Regions from separate parts of the Homo sapiens genome. Here regions 1 and 3 are each linked to region 2. The links are chromatin contacts, found by Hi-C or POLR2A ChIA-PET in ENCODE. All regions are on one chromosome and are shown on one strand. The core of a region is the stretch at or near the end of the contact, and the rest is flanking DNA. Distances in the headings are between cores, read along the strand shown. Region 1 holds the start of DNTT (DNA nucleotidylexotransferase). Region 2 holds the start of CC2D2B (coiled-coil and C2 domain containing 2B). Region 3 overlaps BLNK (B cell linker).

Region 1 (4,102 bases), core at 848-3,347, 400 kb before region 2:
CGTTTCAATGGAGAGCTTTCCAGTAAGTGGTGCTTCTGGTTCTTTCCTTCCTGCCTAACCCTTGTCAAATTTCTTTACCATGAAAAGCAGTTCCATATTTGCTAAGGCTTTTAATTTCTTTTCCAAAAAATCTATTTTTGGCCAGACGTGGTGGCTCATGCCTGTAATCCCAGCACTTTGGGAGGCCAAGGCAGGCGGATTACAAAGTCAGGAGATAGAGACCATCCTGGTCAACATAGTGAAACCCCGTCTCTACTAAAAACACAAAAATTAGCTGATTGTGGTGGCGCGTGTCCGTAGTCCCAGCTACTTGGGAGGCTGAGGCAGGAGAATCACTTGCACCTGGGAGGCGGAGGTTGCAGTGAGCCGAGATTGTGCCACTGCACTCCAACCCGGGCAACAGAGCAAGACTCTGTCTCAAAAAAAAAAAAAAAAAAATCTATTTTTTTGGCTTCTTTACCTATATAATCTTCCTGTCTTCTCCAACTCTAGCCTTCTATGTAAGTCTGTAATATCAGGCAGGCTTAACAGTTAGATGAAATCTAGGATTTTCTTGGAAAGGATGTTAGAAAATGAGATTCAGAGTGGCTGTAGGAGGTTACAGAGAGGCAGCAAGAGAGAAAAGGAGACCTTGCAAAGAGAAATCAGGTGGAAGAAGGGCCATAGGAAATTCAGGAATTTCTGAATGGGGCATTTTAGCAAAAAATGAATGAAAAGTCAATGTCATATGAATCAGGGTGTTGCGAACATTAACATATCTGAAAATTGACTTTTGAAATATGTCTCCTCAACACTTGGAAGCTGACATTTCTTCTGCATGACATGCTTGTCAGTTTTATTTTCAAATATCAAAGACTATTTATACAATCAAAATGTCCTTTCACATAAAATTTTTATAGTTTTGCCTGAAAATTTGTGGTCAATTTATTTCTTGCACAGTCAAAGCGGTCAACTGCATAAATCATTACTCCTTCATTGCAAGCCCCTTAACAGTTTAATCCAGAACCATCACTTATGTCAAGGTTCTAATACCATTTGTTTCTGGATTTTGCTTGTTTTCTCTTCATCTATTTGAGATCAGTGAAGAGCTTACACAGAAGTTAGAAAAACAACAAGAATAATTGCTGTTCAAGGTGAGTGGATTAGTGAGTGAACCAATCTAGGTGGTCCAAATGCTTCTATCGCCTCCTTGCCTGGGCTCTGATTACATCTCACTCAGTGTGATGTCTGTCATCCCTGGACAGAGCTGTCTTAACAGTGAATACATCTTTACCTAGCATCTCTCTTTCTAAGAACCCCACTAGGACCACTCTTTGGAAAAATGTGGTCAAGGCCACATCTGGGTGCCTGTGGTAAGCTGGCTAGTCATCCTCGCCCACCACAGATGCTAGCTGCCTTAGCACGCCCAGATGTATAGGTAAGAACCAAGCAACCAAATCATCTTTCTGCATCAAAGTAGCCAAAACTTTTTTGTTGAACCCAGTGATACTTTGTTCAAATTGGTCAAGAATAGAATTGAGTGGTTCAGCATTAAATTTTCCAATTAGTGTTCTGCTTATCATCCCTAAATAACACATCTCATAGGAGTGAAAAGCAAAAAACAAAAAATTTATCTCATCTTTTGGTGTCAACTAGTTTCAATATAATTGTATTCAGTCCCCACTTATCTCGTTTTCCTTAACTAGTTGTTCTTTGATTTCAAATCTGCTGTTCTCCCAGTGGGAAGATCACCTCTTCCACATGTGGAAGAAAACACAGGTTCCTTGGGTTCCCAAGAAGCTGTTCACAAAGCCTCTGCTTATTTACAAAGCAAGATCGATGCTGTCCTACCTGAGCTCATTTTCAACCCTGAACCCTTTCCTGCGGGCCAGCTCCATGAGGAACGCTCTGCGGGTGGTTCCCATTTTCTTCTCCAAAATGAAGACGACCAAATCTTGAAATTTGATGTCTTGAGGAGAGGAGGCCATCAAGGCACCCGTCTGCCGGGGTCTCTTCTTCCGAGGGCTCAAGTGGGACGCTCGTGGTGGATCCATGGGAAGAGGCTGCTGCTGCCTCTGGCTGGCCCATCTGGTGGTGTCTCCAGAAGGGAGGGAGACTGCCACCCTCCTACACGAAGGGTTTTGATGTCATCTCACCAGCAGACTCTGAAGCCAGGCCAGGGCTTCACAGGTGCTGCCCTGGCAACAGCTTCCTGCCAAAGTGTGATGGGGAATTTTTATCTCTGTTCAGTTCATTTGTCCAATATGGAGATCATAATGAAGACAGTCAATTAACTTTTGTTTTCATACGCACAATCTCATTAGCTCCTCAGAGTAACCTCGTGAGGAAGGTAGGGAAGCATCATTGTTTGCATGTTATTTATTTCTAAATGTACTGAGGCCCTTCTGTGGTCTTTATTTATTGATCCCCTTTAAACCTCCCAACTCACTTGCATTCTCCTCCTTTTGTAGACAATCATTACACTGTACTGGATGTCTGTTATTTGCATGGGTGTTATATTCTGCTTGTGGTTGTTTTGACTTTACATAAATGGCATTGTTACATTTCTCATTTTGCCAATCACCTTTTTATTTCACTTGGAACTATGTTTTCCAGATCCGTATTCTAATTGCTCTGTTGCTTCTAACTGCTCCATAGTATTTCATGGTGGGTATTACCACCTGTTCACTTACATAGGTACATTTTATAAGCAAGAGAACCAAGGCTCAGTTATTCAAGATCACAGAATAAGGGGCCAAGCCATATCTTGAATTCAGTTCTTTGGATTCCAAATGCTGTATGCATATATTAGTTTTTTAAGTGGATTAAGGTTGTCCAGAGAGTAGTCTGTTATAAACCCTAAAATAGGTCTTCTTCAGTGGGATGGTATGACTTTTAGATGATAACCACTGCCATAAGGAGACATTTTCATAACTTTATGTGCAAAATTAAATTTGTCTTTCACCAATACACTCTATAGATCTCATTTCCTGAGCAGCTACTACACGGCCAAGGCAAGCACCTACCAGCCTTAGCTGACAGGATCCTCACAATACCACTGTCAGGTGGTCCTACCTTTCTCATTTGGCTAAACAATTTGCCCAAGGTCACAGAGCTACTGAATTTTCACAACTGAGAAATGATTGAGCTAGGATTTGGACTCAGATCTGTCTGATTTTAAAAGACTACTCTTAACCACCAAGGAGCCTTCCTCTGTATTGTCTTCTCCAATAACCAATCTGAGCTCTGCTCACCCTTTGTCCTTTTTTTTTTTTTTGGAGATGGAGTTTCGCTCTTATTGCCCAGGCTAGAGTGCAGTGACACAATCTCAGCTCACTGCAACCTCCACCTCCTGGGTTCAAGCGATCCTGCTACCTCAGCCTCCTGAATAGCTGGGATTACAGGCGCACGCCACCACGCCTGGCTAATTTTTGTATTTTTAGTAGAGATGGGGTTTCACCATGTTGGTCAGGCTGGTCTTGAACTCCTGACCTCAGGTGATCGGCCCACCTCGGCCTCTCAGAGTGCTGGGATTACAGGTGTGAGCCACCATGGCTGGCCGTCTGTGCCATATTATTTGAGACTTTTGCTATCTCCAAAACACGTGAGCACCTCACAACCGTATTAGGGGAAGAGTCATGTGACAGCTGCCTTAAGGCATGGGTAAAGCACTCTGTGTTGCTCAAGAAAGCAAAATCAGAAATCTTCAGGTGGAAATTGTAGAGTAATAGATTCCAGTTCTCCGCAAGTAAGACCTGTTTAGTAACTCAGCTGTCTAAAAATATACAGAGAGCAGCTTTATACAGTTGTGTGTTACAAGTCATGAAAAGTATTCAAACAGATGCTGGATAACTGTTTATTGAGCTGTAACAGAAGGGAATTCAGACATCTGGTAAGGGCCTATAATGCAGCCCTGAAATTCCCGGATGCTATGACTGTTTGCTAGAGATCAACTGGAAGATGAGAGTCTATTTTGACCCTCACTATTATGTGTTTGGTTACTGAAGAGCTGAATGCTTCATGTTAGAATGCAGTCTTAGCTACCAAATGGTGCTGCAGCAGGGAGTTAAGTAAATGATTCTAGCAAGAGTCTGGGATTGTTGTGTTCGTTCCCAAGGTATAG
Region 2 (4,208 bases), core at 113-2,612:
AAATATATAGCACCAGCTACCCTTTATTGTTATTAGGATATGGAAGAAGTGGAATTTAACTTAACAATTCTTTACTTAGTTAAGAGGAATATAGCAGTATTTCACAGTGTTCTACAAAAAACATTATGACTTCCATGTATTGCATTAACTGGCAAGTTTAAAAATTAACTTAACTGTTATCTTGTTTTCCAAAATCAAAACTTAGGAACAAACGGCGTGACAAAAGATTTTCTGATCTGTGAATTTATTTAAGTCTTCGAAAGGCAACAAAACTAAATCACCCACTGCTCTGAGGACCAGTTCCCAAGTCATCATGTCCTGCTCCTGTAGATCAAGAAAGATTTGGGCCCACTTCTCTATCTTGGGACTTCTGGTACATGAAAACTAATGTGGAAACAGGTTACAAAAACTATCATATTATATTTTGAAAATTTACATCTAACACACACCATGCAACGTAGTTTTGCTACTCAAAGGTGAATTACAAGATTTATAAAAATGTATTAATTCTTAGAGCAACCACTGGCCAGGAGGCCCAGAAGCTCTAAACAAGTACTGTAATGTTTTTTATTCAAACCTGAAGATGTATCTCTGTGTCTATACTTATAGCCTCAATTAGAGAGAAAGTCAACCAGGAGGCCCTTTCTGAAAGTGAAGCCAAAAAACTCTCACATCACTTCCCCATCTAAGCCGCAGTGACCACTCTCCAACATTGACCACTCTCCAACATAACCCCTCAACTATAGCTGGATGGAGTTCTTGTTTATTCTCCCTGGCATCTCCAACCTTTAATTTTTACAACTTCCCCGCAAATGGATAGCATTCCGTGTTTCTAAGGCTGATTCAAACTCCACGTCTTTCAGGAAGTTTTTTCTAACTCTGTCTCTTGATCTCCAACAGCATTTGTAGTTCATAATGCGAATTTTTGTTCATTACATTCTACCTTCCAAGTTCATCTTCCTGCTTATCCTAATGTGAAGATCAGGACTAAGGCAAGGTGTTCAGCACACACAGTAGGCACTGAATTAATAATATGCCGACCCGTATTTCTTGCAAATCAAACACTGCTCTCGAGTGATTTTCAATTCTACTCATTCCCAAATTGGCTAACAAACCGGTCGGCCAGGCCCCCGAACTACAAGTCCCAGCGGCCTGCGCGGCCCCGGCTCCGGTTATCCCAGCCCAGCTAGTTCTGCCCATGCAGCAGAGCTCCACAAAAGTGCGGGAATGTCTGACAGGGAAGAATCAGAGAAACCTTCACCAGCAGCCCGACATTCACCTGGACGGACAGTGCACTTTTCTTACGTCTGGGCAGGGAAGGCAGGGCGCACCATCTACCGCAGGCTAGGATGATCACCAACCGCCCCACCGCACCCTGCGCCAGCCCTACGGCGCCCGCGGGCTGCAAGTAGCGGCGACCCAGGAGCATGCGCGCTGCCGCCCCTGGCCTGCCAGGACCCAGAGGGAGCGGAGCACGCGCCTTTGGGAATCTTCGGTGCGCCAAGTCTGTTCGCCGCCGGGGTCTATCACCCCCGCCCCTCGCCTCTGCCCGTGAGCGTGTGAGTTGTAGCGTACCCTGGGGTCTGTTCTGGAGGAGGCCTGAGAGCGGGGTTGCCTGGGGCGTGGGTCTCTCATCCCTCTCGTCCTGGTGAAGAAGAAGAGTATACCCAGCGGGTGAGTACCGGCCGCGAGCTCCCGGCTGAGCGGGCGTCCCCGGGGAGGACGCTGCGGGGCGCCGTTGTGGCAAGAGCGGTCGCCCGCGCAGGGCGTGGAGGCGCGAGGCCGGGGGACGCCAGCCGGCAAGTTGCACGGGTTGCAGCGCCCCGGGACCTACTTTCTCTTTGCCGTCGTCCCTGCCTTGCTAGGAAAAGAGGGGAGCTTTGACTTCAGGTGATTTCCTTTGTGGCTTACAAAAGAGCCCCCTAAATATGCAAGCGGTTCCTTTTATTTCCAGAGCTTGCTGTTAGCGTACTAATGTACTATGTTTAAAGTCTTAAATAGGGCATGCCAGACACGCTCACCCATGTGTCGTCATTCATCGCTTAATAAACAGAGTACGGCTCTCATTGTTTTTCTTTTTCCCATTGCCTCGCTCCGAGTTAAAATAACGAGATAAACTAAACGTGATGCGGTTGGGAACTTGTTCAGGGAAACCGGCTGGGGCGAACTTCGGAAACTTGCTAGTGTAGAGAGCCGCACGGTGGTGGTTTGTATGCTTTCACTCATTCAGGCTTTCCACAGTGTTTAACTGCGTTCTGTGTCAGGCATTATGCCCCAACAGTCGTCTTGTGTAAGACTTCCATGCATTTTTAAGCTTTGCTTTTATTTTCTAAATGTACATGTTAATAGAGAATAAACATTATTGACCTCTTTATTCTGATATTAATTGCCTAAGTTTCGTAGGATTGTCTTTATTTTTTAATAGTATGGTGACCAAAAGTAATACTAGTGTTTAACCTTAGTAAGCAAAATAGAGTCCCAGTGTCTCTGACAGCTTGGCACAGTTTCATTTGAGACCGTAAATCCCACCCTGTCTATAGTCTCTGTCATACTTGGTAACAACCCAGATAATTTATCCCTTCTCGCAGCCTCATTCCCACACCTTCTCCATCTGCTGATCGTCTCACTATCTGCCTTCTTCTGGAAACTGTAAACTCTTTTTCTAGACTCCTCATATGTAAACCCCTCTATATCTTTTTTTAAATTTATATATATATATATTTTATCATACTTTAAGTTCCAGGGTACATGCGCACAACGTGCAGGTTTGTTACATATGTATACATGTGCCATGTTGGTGTGCTGCACCCATTAACTCGTCATTTACATTAGGTATATCTCCTAATGCTATCCCTCCCCCTCCCCCCATTCCACAACAGGCCCTGGTGTGTGATGTTCCCCTTCCTGTGTCCAGGTGTTCTCATTGTTCAATTCTCATATGAAATACTATGCAGCCATAAAAAATGATGAGTTCATGTCATTTGTAGGGACATGGATGAAGCTGGAAACCATCATTCTCAGCAAAGTATCGCAAGGACAAAAAACCAAACACCACATGTTCTCACCCCTCTATGTCTTTATATCTTCTTGTTCACAAAACATTCCTCCTTGTGATATTGGGTACCTGGCTGTCTCCTGAAGACACTGCTTTCCCAGCAATTCACCACAGCGAAAGCCATGCCTGCTGGAGACACTGCTTTCCCAGCAATTCACCACAGCGAAAGCCGTGCCTGCCCGCGCCCCCCGCCCCCCAGAGGTGGTATCTGTATTCGCCATCTCCTCATGGCCATTGCTAGGCCATTCCATCCCACCCCAGGACCCAGAGCTGGTATCTGTATTCGCCATCTCCTCATGGCCATTGCTACGCCATTCCATTCCACCCTTGTAAAACTTACCAGAAACCCTTCTCTAATGAGCCCTTTTCCCTCTCCTCACTGTTATTTACCAGCTGCCTGGTCACTCATGTTCATTAAGGAATTTAGTACCCAACTCAAGTCTTTTTTTTTTTTTTTTTTTTGAGACGGAGTCTCTGTCAGCCCAGTTTGGAGTGCAGTGGTGTGATCTCAACTTACTGCAACCTCTGCCTCCCGGGTTCAGGCGATTCTCCTGCCTCAGCCTCCCGAGTAGCTGGGACTACAGGCGTGCACCACCACGCCCAGCTAATTGTATTTTTAGGAGAGACCGGATTTCACCATGTTGGCCAGGCTGGTCTTGAATTCCTGACCGCAGGTGATCCACCCGCCTCGGCATCCCAAAGTGCTGGGATTACAGGCATGAGCCACTGTGCCTGGCCAGTCTTTCTTTCATACTCAATTGCTACAAGGTTCTGGGGGGACTAAAGCAGTCATGTGTATCACAGGTCCAGCACCCCATATTCCCTTAACTTACTGCCATGACTGACTGACTGCAGGACCATAATATCTAAGACTGTTCCATATTAACAATCACGAACTCTAGTATTCTCTTCTCATCTTCCTGTTTCTTTCATCTCTTCCTCTGCCTTATTCTTCTATACTTAATCCCTGATCTCATGAAGACGCTGTCCCTTGATGACTATTTTGTCATCATCAGCCTCTACCTACATTGACTTTCTTCCTTGTCTAGCCCACACTCCTTGTTTTATTATTTACCCACATCAGTATCCACAATTTCTTTGCCTTTTGTGTTTCTTCCACTTTTGTCCAGCATACCTATTCTAGTTTAGTCTA
Region 3 (4,089 bases), core at 1,567-4,066, 320 kb before region 2:
ACTGATCATAAAATAGGCCCCCACTCACTGAGAAAGGGTGGAGCAAATGCAGTTATCCAGGCAGGGAAGTGGGTTTCATAAAGGCATTTTATAAGGGTTTCTATTTAAATGGTTGTTACAAAAACTCTTGCCATCTTAAGTGTTGATCTTCAGTGATCCCCAGACTTAAGGTATTAGAAACACATTGACCAGATGCAGTGGCTTATGCCTGTAATCCCAGCACTTTTGAAGGCAGAGGCAGGTGAGTCATTTGAACCCAGGAGTTCAAGACCAGCCTGGGCAACATGGCAAAACCCCATCTCTACAAAAAATACAAAAGTTAGCTGGGCATGGTGGCACGTGCCAGTTACTCAGGAGGCTGAGGTAGCAGGATCGCTTGCACCAAGGAGGTTGAGGCTGCAGTAAGCCATGATTGTGCCACTGCACTCCCACCTGGGCAACACAGTGAGACTCTGTCTCAAAAAAAAAAAAAAAGACTAGAAAAGAAAAAGAAACATACTCCCCCATTGTGCCAGGTAATCATATTGGGAAGAGGATTTATTCACCCAATCTTCTAGAGTTTCTTGGCCAACCCCAGTGATTGCAGTACACTCTAATTCAGCATTAGTCAACCCAAAGAATAATGTAAGAATTCTTTTCTGTTCACGTCAAAGTGTGACCCATGTTTGGCTTGTAGAGTGAGGCTCTTTCTTAGCACCTATCATGTTTTTCCCAAAAGAGGGTGCTGCTGCCGCCATTGCTTAAAATGTGGCCACTCCGATCCCACAGTATCCTTCCTGACCCCATTTCACCTCTGCAATTCCTTGCTGGTGCCTCTGGAGACCCCAAATGTTTGACTCTCTGGAGTCCGGTGGTCTGCTGTGGCAGGGGTAGAAATAGCAAAAACATAAAAATAAAACTAGAAAATGTTCTGTTGAGGTTCTGGGAAATTTAGGAACATCCACTGGGTCCTCTGTGGCAGTGGCTACTCAGCGGGGAATAGCAAAAACATAAAAATAAAACTAGAAAAGGTTCTGTTGAGGTTCTGGGAAATTTAGGAACATCCACTGGATCCTCTGTGGCAGTGGCTGCTCAGCGGGGCAGGAGGGAGCTGGGACCCTCTGTGGTGCTGTCATGGAGCCACTCTGCCACATGGGCCTGTGTCTGCTTGATTCCTACACAGCAGAGTGAATCCCATTTAACCTCTAAGGTCAGTTTATGTGATAGGCTAGATGCTAAGTTTCTCATACTCTAAATGTGTTTTGGAGGGAAAGGGGTCAAATATTCGCCTGGGCTGTCATAATTCAGACTTATTTTATTCTACAAGCTCATAAACTACTTAAGGGCCACAACCTGTCATATCCATTTTTCTATGCCCATGCAGAGCCCAGGACGGCACCTCCTGCCCCTGGAGCGAGGCAGCACCATGTGGGGGCTCAGCGCATGCCCGTGGAAGGCAACCTGTAGGGTTCAACTCCTGGCTCTGCCATTTATTACACTATCTGACCTTGGGCATGTGACTTATCTGCTCTAGGCCTCAGTTTCCTCACAAGGTTTAGGTGATTTTTTTTTTTTTTTTTTTTTTTGAGACAGGGTCTTACTCTGTCATCCCAGCTAGAGTGCAATGGCACAATCACAGCTCACTGCAGCCTCGACCCCCTGGGCTCAAGCAATCCTCCCATCTCAGCCTGCTAAGTAGCTGGAACTACAGATATGGACCACCACACCCAGCTAATTATTTTATTTTTTGTAGAGATGGGGCCTTGCCATGTTGTCCAGACTGGTCTTGAACTCCTGGGCTCAAGCAACCCTCCTGCCTTGGCCTCTCAAAGTGCTGGGACTACAGTGCTGGGATTACAGGCATAAGCCCCAACGCCCAGCCCCTCACAGCGTCTTTGAGAGGGCTAAAAGACGGCAAAGCTCTGATAATATTGCCTGGCACATACTAAGACATTGGATAATTTTTTTTTAACAAGAAAAGTCAAAGTTAGAGCCAGAGATGATCACAGAAATGATCCCCTCATTGTATAGATCTGGAAACCGAGGCTCAGAGATGTTAGAGGTCTTGCCCACACTCCAACGCATTCGGAACAGAGCCTGGATAAGAACTTAGGTCTGTCTGATTCCCTGTCCTGTGCTGTTCCTACTACGCCATCCTCTGAAGTCCTTAGAAGCCACATAGTATGAATTGTAGGTCTCTACTGGGGGACCCAGAAATGTCCCTTAACAAAGCCCACACATGGATCAGACGCACATTGCTCTGCCCAGTGGGACTTCTCTCTATGCTTTGAGAATTAATATTTTTTAAAAAGTCAAAAGCAAGTGAACATATGATTGTAGTAACTAACCCAAGGTCAAGTATATGGCACCAGAAAGCCCAAAGGGAAGGGAAGGCAGGTGCGAAATGTGTGTGGATGGGCTGGGGCTGGCCAGCTGAGGCTCACACTTGTGCCTTCTGCTTCTCCCCTGCTGTTGCAGAGAGCCCTGCTGACGAAGAGGAGCAGTGGTCCGATGACTTTGTAAGTATTTGCTCCTGGGACCAGGAGGGCATCAGGGTCCCATGGGAGGCCTTTTGAAGATCTTATTTCTGAATTACATGCTGGTGGTCAGCCGCACGTCCCAAGAGGGAAGACTTGGAAAGGTCACCTACAGGCAAGGCATACTGCATACCAGCTGACTTGACTGGCACTCAGTGTGCGCCTGGCTAAGAGCTTTCCACACATAACCTCATTTAAACCTTTGAGGTAGGTGTTCTTATGCCCAACTTCAGTGCTGGTGTTCAGAGTACTCACCAGCACATCCAAAACAGGTGTAAAAATGTTTAAATGTTTCCATATCAGTTAGCAAATGCCTCTGCCCTAAACTCCCCAGTGCCCATCACTGCCTGACCCCTGCCCAGGAGCCCTAAACGAACCAACAACTAAAGAATAAGTGTCTGGCACATCAGGGGGCCTCCAGGACCAAGGTCTAGAAAGTTTCAGTCACTTGCAGTTCCACAATTCAGACCCAGGCCCTCAGATCTCAGGACCAGGCTCTTTGCCACCAAGGTGCTTGCTGTGATCAAGAGAACATTAGCAGAGCTCCGGAGCCACAGAGAGAGGGACCTGGCCATGATGACACTGGGGATGTTGTATCAGAATTATCTCTTTGAGGTAGCTCTGAAATGTGCAAGGCCTGACATCCTAAAAACTTTTCTTCACAATAATTATTCCTCACTTATATCAAATTCATCCAGAATGTTAGCCTGCTCCAACCTGTGAGTTTTAGATCTGGAAGGGATCCAAGAAGCCTTCCATACAACCACATACCCATTTCACAGATAAGAAAACTGAGGCCAAGAGAATGAAAATCACCCAGTTCAGTGGAATGAGAACCCAGGACTCAGACCTCCAGTCCTGTGCCCAGCCCTGGGCTGTGCACACTACCTGGAGTTTATACAGAGTCTCAGAAGACAGGAGTTCCTCCTTCTTCAACTGCAGAAAAAGAAAAGAAAAATGAGGGGAAGGGGTGACTTTTCTGCCCATCTCTTGGTCATGGAGCTCCTCCTGGGGCCCAGCAGCCGCAGCTCCCTGAGATGCACTGCAGCTGCGCCCCCTGCTGGCTGCGCACGCGCGTGCACACACGAACACACACACACACACACACACACACACACACAGCCACATGTAAAGCAAAGAAATTGCTTGGTCCACATGCAGAGGTAAGAGAAGAAAACTGAGCAAGCTGGCTGGATGAAAAAGAGCACACAAGGGAACTTAGAAAGCACAAAATAAAATCAGCCTGGAGAGGAAGGAATTACTTGCCCCAAAATCAGACAACCAAAATGAAGATACCAGCTGTACTAAAGACTGAGTAAGCATTCACTCACAGCTCTTTTGACTTCAGTAGATGGATCCCCACTGCACGCAGAATGAAATCCAGGCTTGTTAATAAAGCCTCCAGAATTTCTTGATTTTAAACAAAAATCCTGCTATATGTTCTCATTCATTTGTAGGAGCTAAAAATTAAAACACTTGAACTCATAAAGACGGACAGTAGAATGATGTTTACCAGAGGCTGGGAAGGGTGGTCGAGGGGGCAGCAGGTGGGGGGAGGGAAACAGGGACAGTT

The links. Hi-C counts contacts between places; a loop is a spot of excess contacts on that map. ChIA-PET counts read pairs that join two places held with the same protein, here RNA polymerase II (POLR2A). Pooled maps may share reads with other maps.
Region 1: a map with no recorded cell type shows a loop between it and region 2 (2.3-fold over the local background). The contact joins the promoter of DNTT here to the promoter of CC2D2B in region 2. A Hi-C loop is called at or near these places in 2 of 168 maps with a recorded cell type or tissue (chondrocyte and endothelial cell of umbilical vein), 10 of 37 single-sample maps with no recorded cell type and 12 of 50 pooled maps.
Region 3: a loop to region 2 is called in a pooled map, with 3 times the contacts of the local background. The contact joins the enhancer-like site here to the promoter of CC2D2B in region 2. A Hi-C loop is called at or near these places in 2 of 37 single-sample maps with no recorded cell type and 4 of 50 pooled maps. POLR2A ChIA-PET finds 5 or more read pairs at or near these places in 2 of 52 experiments (GM10248 and activated CD4-positive, alpha-beta T cell).

The regions. Positions count from the first base shown.
Region 1 is chr10:96,302,429-96,306,530 of GRCh38, reverse strand. It overlaps DNTT (DNA nucleotidylexotransferase), which reads right to left and starts at 2,097. Exons shown (of 11, transcript NM_004088.4): 1 at 1,831-2,097. The coding sequence starts at 2,033.
Region 2 is chr10:95,905,129-95,909,336 of GRCh38, reverse strand. CC2D2B (coiled-coil and C2 domain containing 2B) reads right to left here and starts at 1,362. Exons shown (of 35, transcript NM_001349008.3): 1 at 1,280-1,362. All of the region lies in intron 2 of ENTPD1-AS1 (ENTPD1 antisense RNA 1), which reads left to right. RefSeq lists enhancers at 1,046-1,105, 1,146-1,335.
Region 3 is chr10:96,229,203-96,233,291 of GRCh38, reverse strand. BLNK (B cell linker) reads left to right here. Exons shown (of 17, transcript NM_013314.4): 4 at 2,458-2,498. It overlaps LOC124902487 (a long non-coding RNA gene), which reads left to right. Exons shown (of 3, transcript XR_007062255.1): 2 at 1-907; 3 at 1,011-1,558. Among named protein-coding and RNA genes, the nearest start is that of BLNK, 40 kb to the left of the region's middle. RefSeq lists an enhancer at 3,317-3,376. Within about 2 kb of position 2,816, at least 3 of the 41 ENCODE cell types and tissues checked have a DNase peak (open chromatin) inside an H3K27ac peak, as active enhancers do.